2 separate regions of the Homo sapiens genome follow, and region 1 is linked to region 2. A link is a contact called in ENCODE Hi-C or POLR2A ChIA-PET data. All regions are on one chromosome and are shown on one strand. Each heading gives the region's core, a stretch centred on a gene start or an enhancer-like site at or near the end of the contact. The rest is flanking DNA. Distances are from core to core; before and after follow the strand shown. Region 1 has its middle 92 kb from the start of LINC00326. Region 2 has its middle 26 kb from the start of LINC00326.

Evidence for each region. A loop is a pair of places that touch in the nucleus more often than their neighbours do. ChIA-PET counts read pairs that join two places held with the same protein, here RNA polymerase II (POLR2A). Pooled maps may share reads with other maps.
Region 1: a pooled map of psoas muscle shows a loop between it and region 2 (2.5-fold over the local background). The contact joins two enhancer-like sites. A Hi-C loop is called at or near these places in 1 of 168 maps with a recorded cell type or tissue (endothelial cell of hepatic sinusoid) and 2 of 50 pooled maps. POLR2A ChIA-PET finds 5 or more read pairs at or near these places in 1 of 52 experiments (OCI-LY7).

The regions. Positions count from the first base shown.
Region 1 is chr6:132,993,851-132,998,277 of GRCh38, forward strand. It overlaps the pseudogene RPL23AP46. Among named protein-coding and RNA genes, the nearest start is that of LINC00326, 92 kb to the right of the region's middle. Within about 2 kb of position 1,766, at least 3 of the 41 ENCODE cell types and tissues checked have a DNase peak (open chromatin) inside an H3K27ac peak, as active enhancers do.
Region 2 is chr6:133,060,463-133,064,547 of GRCh38, forward strand. No RefSeq gene overlaps it. Among named protein-coding and RNA genes, the nearest start is that of LINC00326, 26 kb to the right of the region's middle. Within about 2 kb of position 1,794, at least 3 of the 41 ENCODE cell types and tissues checked have a DNase peak (open chromatin) inside an H3K27ac peak, as active enhancers do.

The DNA.
Region 1 (4,427 bases), core at 516-3,015, 67 kb before region 2:
GGAAGATATTATTAGTGCCAATAGGGCTTTAACTTTTCACCTTCTGTCACCAGAGCAGGAGATGGCTGATGGTGCAAAGAACACTTAATTGTCAGAGAAACTGCAGACCCAGCATTCTTGGAGAGACAGCTGCTGCATTATGCAGCCATTCTCAGGATTAATAGGCATAGACTATACCTTAGTTGGGCTCTTTTTTTGTTTGTTTGTTTGTTTTTTAAGGAAAAAAGGCTCAAGCCATGTACCAAGCAATGTAACAGAACAAAAGGAACTTCAAGGCAGTACATGCATTGAAATTGGAGCGGTAACCCAATTCGCTGTTGGGACTGGGTACTTTATCTCTTTTCTTTGGCAACTATTTTATCCTTTTCCAATTCTTCTTGAACTTGACCCTTCCTTGAATTTGGCCTATCATGATTTCTCTGTTCACTTCTATCACACCCTTTCAATTTTATATTCACCATTAACTGCCTCACTTGATCAATATTACTTAATTCAAGTTCCCAAGGGTGGGAACCCTTGGGATTAACCCAGCTCATCATTTCCTGTTAAGTTATGACCTAGGTCACTAGCCCTTTCCAGCAGGCACCAAATTAAATAATTTCTCCATATATCATCATATACTGATATTTGTATCATGTATTCACTAAATAGCAATTATTAGAGACTCTGATGGTCAAAACTGGTAATCATGCATTTCCTACTTTGAAAAATTGTAATGAGGCTTATTTTGTTTAGCGATTATATCCATATTAGTAGATGTTAAATGAATATTTATTAAATTAACAACAAACCCTTGTGTCTAGAAAATATTCTCTAGTCACTTTCGGAGATGTTACATATACTTAAATGACAGTAGAAACTCAAAGATTGTTGTTGGTTGAGTTGGAAATTTAAATGTGCTTTGCTCATCCTCAGCAAAATAGATTATGATACTCTTGTGAGGATTGCAAATAATTTAAGAAATATCTCAGGGACAGTCCACACATTAAATTTTCTCTTTTTTTGTCTCTGCAAATATTAAATGCATAAAAAATAAAGCTAAGGATGAGACCCATTTCTACACACTTGAGCATGTGTTTGTGGTAGAAAAACGGAGCATCAGATTCAAAGAGTTATTTATATTTCTAGTGGCATGCTTGTTTCTCTAGTAGTTGTGATTTAGGTACCTAAAAAAATACATGTCTGTCATGTAATTTTGTCATTTAGTCAAAATCTAATAAAATTATTAAATTTAAATACAACTTTACAAGTTGTCTGAAGCATGATTTGTTCCGTTTGCATTTTCCTTCAATGGAGCCTTGTCAAGCACTTGGTTGGATTCAGCATCGCTGAAAGTCAGCCCTTAATTCTGACTGCCCTTACAAATGTAGGAGAGCAGCCAGTTTCAACACATGACTCTCGGAGTTCATTTGGGGTTTTGTCGGCAGAGTGCAAAAAATATATATATTTGTTGTTATCGGTTGAGTGTGTAAATTGGCATTTTTCTAGATGTTATATGGCTATATAAATAATATCTGGATATTAAATTATTGGCACAGGCATTTGCAATTTTGAAGAAACTAATTAAGTCTAAATGACTAATTCCCAGTTGCAGAGTCAGGAACACAAAATATGATTCATGGAAGTAGGCAGCACTTCACATCCAAGACATGGTAACGCTTTATTTGTGTGCATTTAAGGAAGACGGTGGCAGGAGTTCATTTGCTGCACCTGTTACCAAAAGTTGTGAAGGCAAGGAAGAGCCTGGAATTGTCTGCACATCATGCCCATTGGCACTTCAGGAATGATCGCTGATGCCAGCCCCACTCTGGTAACCCTGCTTCTGAGAGCCTTGTCATGACTCACACACAATGAGCACTGAGCATGAAGAAACTGAGAGGAGGGCCTGAAAACCTCCACAGAAATCAGGGGTAAACAAAGGAGGCTGTTGAGATGGGAGTAGAGAACTTATTTTCCTTTCTGTTTTGTAACAAGTGATAGGCTTGCATTTACTGATTTAAGAATATTTACAAAGCATATATATTATACTTGTTAGTTTTGCTTCTGTATTTGAATCAGGAGCTATCTTCATCACATACATAATTTTTTTAAAGCACTGACTTTTTCTAAAAAATGTGATGCTTAGGGCTCATATAAAGGATGCTTAGAATTTGTATAAAACTCTTGGTTCCTACTGTTTTGTAACTCTCCATCTGCTCTTCCCATTAAGTAAGAAAACAGAGCAGACAAGCATTGCTTACTGAAACTGCTATGTAGGCAGTCATGTTTTATTTTATTTCACTGCTCAACATTCATTTTCCTTTTTGAAACAGCATCCTTACTGCTATAATCAGAGGCTTGATGTCTTCTAGTCAAGGACAAATCTAGACCAATCAGTTGCCCTGCTTTTGAATGTGAATCTTGAGTAGAACAATAAGCAGTATGTTAATGGTTAGCTTTCCTCCCTCCTGATAGCGGGGTCCTCAGCAGCCTTTGCCAGCTGGGAGACAACGGTGGGAGCTCCTGCTTCTGAGCTTTGGGAACTGACTTACTTTCTGTGTATTCTGAAGCATTGTTCTTCATCCTTTGATACATTTTGGACCCCTCTTCACTCCTTGATTTCCTTCCAATGAATTTTATGTCTGTAGTTTCCAATTACAGAGATTTCACTGATACACTACTTATAATTTTATTTTAAAATTTTCACTCAGAATGCAAATGATCATGATGCAAGTGAAGTTATGAAATAAAAGCAAATCCCTCATAAGTATTATGCATTTATTGTTAATAACAAAATATTTAAAATTATCTCACAATTGTTGGAACCAATATGTCAGAAAACTGTGGTTGAAAAATACTGATATCTGGCCTTAGAAGCTAGCACCTAATGGCAATCTGTTTCCAATTTTTCTGTAGAGATGGTTTCTGAGATCTAGAGACCATCTATAGAGATGGTTTCAAGCTTTAGGATCTGGGAATTTAAGACAACATAATTATACCATTCGTAGGAACCTACTGGAGTGAGAAAAATTCTACCCAGGGGAGCCTTTGGCTAAGCTGAAATGAAAATGGGAGGAAGGAGACTAGGGTGTATGTGGGAAAGACCGGAAGAAGAACTTCAAGGATAAGGTGGGAATAGGTTGAAAGGGAATACACAGTTTTATCATACTGACACTTCTTTGGTGTGTAAGTAATGTTCCTGGGTTTTCCAGGTGGTAAGGCACTAGGTAGGTCATTCATTCACTATGTAGGTTACTTTTTTTTTTTTGAAGTCCTTGTCCTTTATTGGGCAAGGGGTGAGGGAAGCAGACAGACCGGTTGGACATAGTAGATGGGTGTGTGAGGACAAATGCTACCCAAAAGCCAGCCAACCTACACTCCCCTGAAATGGATGCTAATGCCCTTCAAACTCTGCGCAATGGTTTCACACATAGCCTCTTCCAGGGATAAAAGAAGGGGTTATTGTAAAGCTTCTTGTTACCTTCAACCATAAAGGCAAGTTCTGAATTCTAGTTTTCCTGGGACACTAACTCTAGTCACAAAGATCTCTGGAGTGATCAAGCATGGTGGAGTGGCAGGGTGAGTGTTTCAAAAGGATAAGTAGAACAGGAATCTTGCCCGAGTCCTGTTACAACGTCAGTGCCTGTATATGGCTTCTCAGTCCAACCAGAAATTGACAGAGAGGCATGTATACAGTGAAAAGATATACATATATTTAGGATTAACCAGCTGCATTCAGTTTAGATGATCCCAATTTTGTTGGCAACATCCAAAGCATTGTAATCAGGAGGCAGTTGAACGTATGCCTTCTTCTCTCCATCAGGCTGACAGGGTGTTGACCTCGGCCACATCAATGTCATAGAGCTTCTTCACAGCCTGTTTGATCTGGTGCTTGTTGGCTTTAGCATCCACAGTGAACACAAGTGTGTTGTTGTCGTCTGTCTTCTCCGTGGCAGACTCAGTGGTCAGCAGAAACTTGATGATAGCATAGTGATCAAGCTTGTTTCTCCTGGGAATGCTTTTCTGAGGATATTTTTGCTGCCTCTGGAGTCGCAGTGTCTTGGGCCGCCAGAATGTGGGTGACGTGCGATCTTTTTTTGTGTGTATGTGGCTGTGGACACCTTTCAACACTGCCTTCTTGGCCCTTAAAGCCTTCGCTTTGGCTTCTGCTTTGCAGAGGCAGGAGCTTCCTTCTTCACTTTTGGCGCCATCTTGTCTCATGGTTACTTTCATAATGATAGTCACTATATAAGAGAATTGCCTCACTGAAGAGTCTGCTGAGATAGCATTCATTTTGTAGACGAATGGCCACACTGTTGTGATCATAGCTAATTGAACCCACTTGTGAGTCGCTAACACTGGGGCAGCCAATCTACAGTCTGACCAGTGGCCTATAATGATGGCCTGCTATGCAAAGCTCTTTTTAAGCAGGAAATAATCATCATTAG
Region 2 (4,085 bases), core at 544-3,043:
TGTCTGTGGTGATGCTGGTGTGGCAGTAACATGCTGTATAGGTCTGTGGCCCGGGAGCAATAGGCCAGCTATTTCATAGAGCTTAGGTGTGTCACAGGCTCTACAACCTAGGTCTGTGTAATTTCACTTAATGATGTTCACACAATGATGAAATCACCTAAAGGTGCATTTCTCAGTCGTATTCCCATCCCTAAGCAATGCATGACACTGTGTGTGTGTGTGTGTGTGTCTGTGTGTGCTTATAATGAAATATTCTTCAGCCTTAAAAAAGAAAAAAGAAAATTCTGCCATCTACAAAAACATGGATGAATGCAGAGGGCATTATGCTAAGTTAAATAAGCCAACACAGACAAATAAATGAATGCTCCTGTTTATGTGCAGAAGCAGAGTAGAATGGTGGTAGTCAGGGGCTGGAGGATGGGGAAACAGGGAGAAAAAGGGACAAGTTTTAGTTATGCAGGATGAATAAGTTCTGGAATCTAATGTACAGCATGGTGACTATAGTTAATAACACTGAATCATGTACTTAAAATTTGCTAAGAGAGTTGATCTGAAGTGTTTTCACCACACACAAAAAATCATAACTATGTGAGGTGATTGGTGATTGGATATGTACATTAGTTTGACTTTGACAATCATTTCACAGTGAATACCTATGTCAAATCACCACATTGTACAGCTTAAATAAATACAGCTTTGGCAAGTATACTCAAAAAAGATTGAAAATTACAAAAAACATTCTATATTAAATGTGGCAAATATGCATGCACTTTTTATTTATTCTATGAGCCTAGTACAAATTTAATTTTGCTAGCAATATTAAAGTCAATTAAGCTATGTTTTATTTACAATGGTGATAACTTTTTCACTCAAATCATTTACTATTAAAAGAAAAACAATTTTTATTATTGCATGAAACAAATATTTTTAAAAATTGATGTCAATGTTACCAATTATAATTCTTCTTTTCCATTTTTTTGTTGTTAATGAGGAAAAATATATTTAAATTTAAAAATATGTAAAAATTTAAAGTTCAATTTTTGGCTGAGTGGAAAATCCTATGGGATAAAATGGAAAGAGAAAGAGCCTCGGGGTCAGCAGACCTGGATTTTAATCCGGATTCTGTCACTTAAAAACAGTTTCTTTCTAAACTTGAATACTTTAATCTTTGTGAATTTCCAGTTTTCTGCCCTGTAGACTGGGGACAATAACACATATTTTGTAAGGCAGTAAAAAAGAGTAAATGAGAAAAAATATGGAAAATGCTTAGTTTAATATGCATAATGCTTGGCATATTAGAACACTAACTAAATGTTAATTTCTTTTCCATAGTTACATGAGCATTCTTTCATATCAATAGATCTTAATTCATCCAATGTCTCAGAATTTTTATTAGAAAAAATACTATTAAAAATTGTTTGATAATATTTTCAATCCTTAAAACTTCTGATAATTTGGCTTAATTATGTTCTTTTTTCATTAGAAGTTTCTAAATTATGTCTAATTTAATGATTGCAGTGATCAAAATTGACTCAAATGAGAAATCATTCAGGTTCTGAATTTCTAGAGGAAGAAAAGACAAAGTGGACAAAAAAAGGAAGAACGAATAAAATCTTGAACAATAGTATAGTAATTATACTGGTAGTAATTGAATAAAAAGTTATCTTCTGGATTAAACACTTAAGAGGATTTTTCCTTTACAGCCAATCCGTAGTGATGGGAGATCCACTGAAGTCATCTCATGATGTGTGTTGTCGGGCTATTTAAAGGCTGCTGTTTCACTTCCAAACTTCACTCCCTTCTGACGTCTTCAGTGCTGTTCACTTGGCAACCTTGGCTACTCTTCAGCAGATAATTTGTACTCTACATAAGCATTTAGAAGAACCCAGAGTTAAACCAAGGATAAGAGTCATCGGTAACATTTATAGTTACTGAACTCCTCACTATGTGTCACAAAGTGGGTCAGAGGGTGCATCTTTCAGGAGAAAAAGAACATTCTTTTAGTGCTATTTCTACTTCCACATTGATACGACAATGATTCCTACAGCTAAATTAAGGTTTGACCTCATGTGTCAAATGATTTTTGTTTAGTCAATAGATTTTTTTCTAAATGTTATCCTCTCCAAAAAAATCAGAAATTTAGCATTTAAGTTATGCATGATCACAAGTACATATATATATACACACACATATATATATGCAAGAACAGCCTTTTCTTGACAATAATTCAATGCGAGAAAAATTTAGATAAATGTATTGAATGTACAAAAGTGTAATAAAACCCCCTTTAGTTTAATAGATAAAAGAGCATTGTGGGGAGTTTTTTCTTTGCAGGGTTGGAGTATGTGCTCTGCTCATGGAAACCAGCTGTCATGCCACTTCCCAGCACTCGGAGGGAACAGAAACTTGTTTCTTCTCTACTGTTAAAGCAAAAGGGTGTGCCCAAGGCAAAGATTAGAGTGGCTGTGGATCTGCAGGTGGTTTTACGTATTTGCGGTGAGGTCAAAGAAACATCTTTTTTTGCACTTCTTCTTTTCTCCAAATTGGGCATTGCCTGAAATGGACGCATTCAGCAGCACTGTGGGATGAGATATGTACAAGGCATCATTTCCCTCTAAGGCAAATACCTTCACTGCTGGCAAACCTTCAGAATTTGCAAGCTCAGCCAGCACCTTTGACCCGGCCACACAGCTGACAGCACAGTTGGCAGTTGGTAGCTTCCATTTATCCTAGGTCAGCTCCCGAGGCATCGGCATAAAATGAAATAAAGATTTGAGCAGTCACTTCAGAAATGAAAATGGGAATGCCCAATAGTTTGCTTCAGTTTGCTCAGGCTGAGAACCATTTATTAAGCTGGTAAAATGGGAAAGTCATACATGAGAGTACCTGCTCAGGAGAAAGAAATAGATTGATCAGACACATTATCTAAAGATCCAGAAGAGAAATCCACTGATTTCTAACAGTCAACCCACTGATGGCTTGAGATGTAGTTGAGACTACCACACATTTCAGTAGGCAGATATTGTCACCTTCATATCCTCAGTGCCTAGCACTGTGCCTGGTAGTTTGTGCTTAGTCAGTGAATGTTTGCGCAATTAATGAGTAAAGCCCATATGTGTATATGTTTATAATAATTATTTTTTCTAGTTCATGTAACTAACGAATGAAATTCCCAAGTCATTGTTCTATGAGGAACAGGATGAGAAATAAGGAACTAATATTTTTCTTCCTACTGTATGCTAGACATACCAAATTTGCATAGTGAGAAATGGTCAAAACAAGATTGAAAGGTAGGTATGTTTCATGCTAAAGTCCATGGGTTTTTCACTTTACCTAAAACTTAAATGTCATCAGTTGCAAAGCATTTGGAGGAAACACTGTGTATAAGGAGATATTCATCAAGAATTCTATTTTAAATTATGATTATCTTTCTATATGACAGAAAAATACCACTTAAAATATAATGGATTGAAAAGATTCTTTTGAAGAGATACAAAATATACAAAAATATATACTAATTTGGAATAAACTTAGTAAGACATATGCAGAAACTAATGAAAACAAAGCTCTAAAGCTTTACTCAAAAATATATAAAACAATAAATGGAGAGATATATTTTGTTCTCTCCATTTATTATAATAATATATAGATGGGAATATATAATATATATAGATGGGTTATATAGAAGGGAATATATGATAATATATAGATGGAAATTTTCAACACTGTATAGTTGTCGCTTCTTCCCCATATTAATGTATACATTTAATGAAATTTTAACCCAATATGCACAAAAATAACTCTTCTTTGAAATTTGACCACTAGTTCTAGAATTTATTTGGAAAAATAAATGGAGGAAACTAGGCAAGATTGTTTTTAAAAGAAAAACAATAAGACCTACTTGCATTATCAGATATTAAAATAAATTATAAATCACATTACTTAGAGCAGTGTGGCACTGGCATTAGAATTTACAGCAGATCATTGGAAGCATAAATAAATTGGATAGATGATAAATACGTTAATAAATGATATGTGTAAAATGAATGTGATAAAGATGAGATTTCAAATTAGTGATGAAGTAA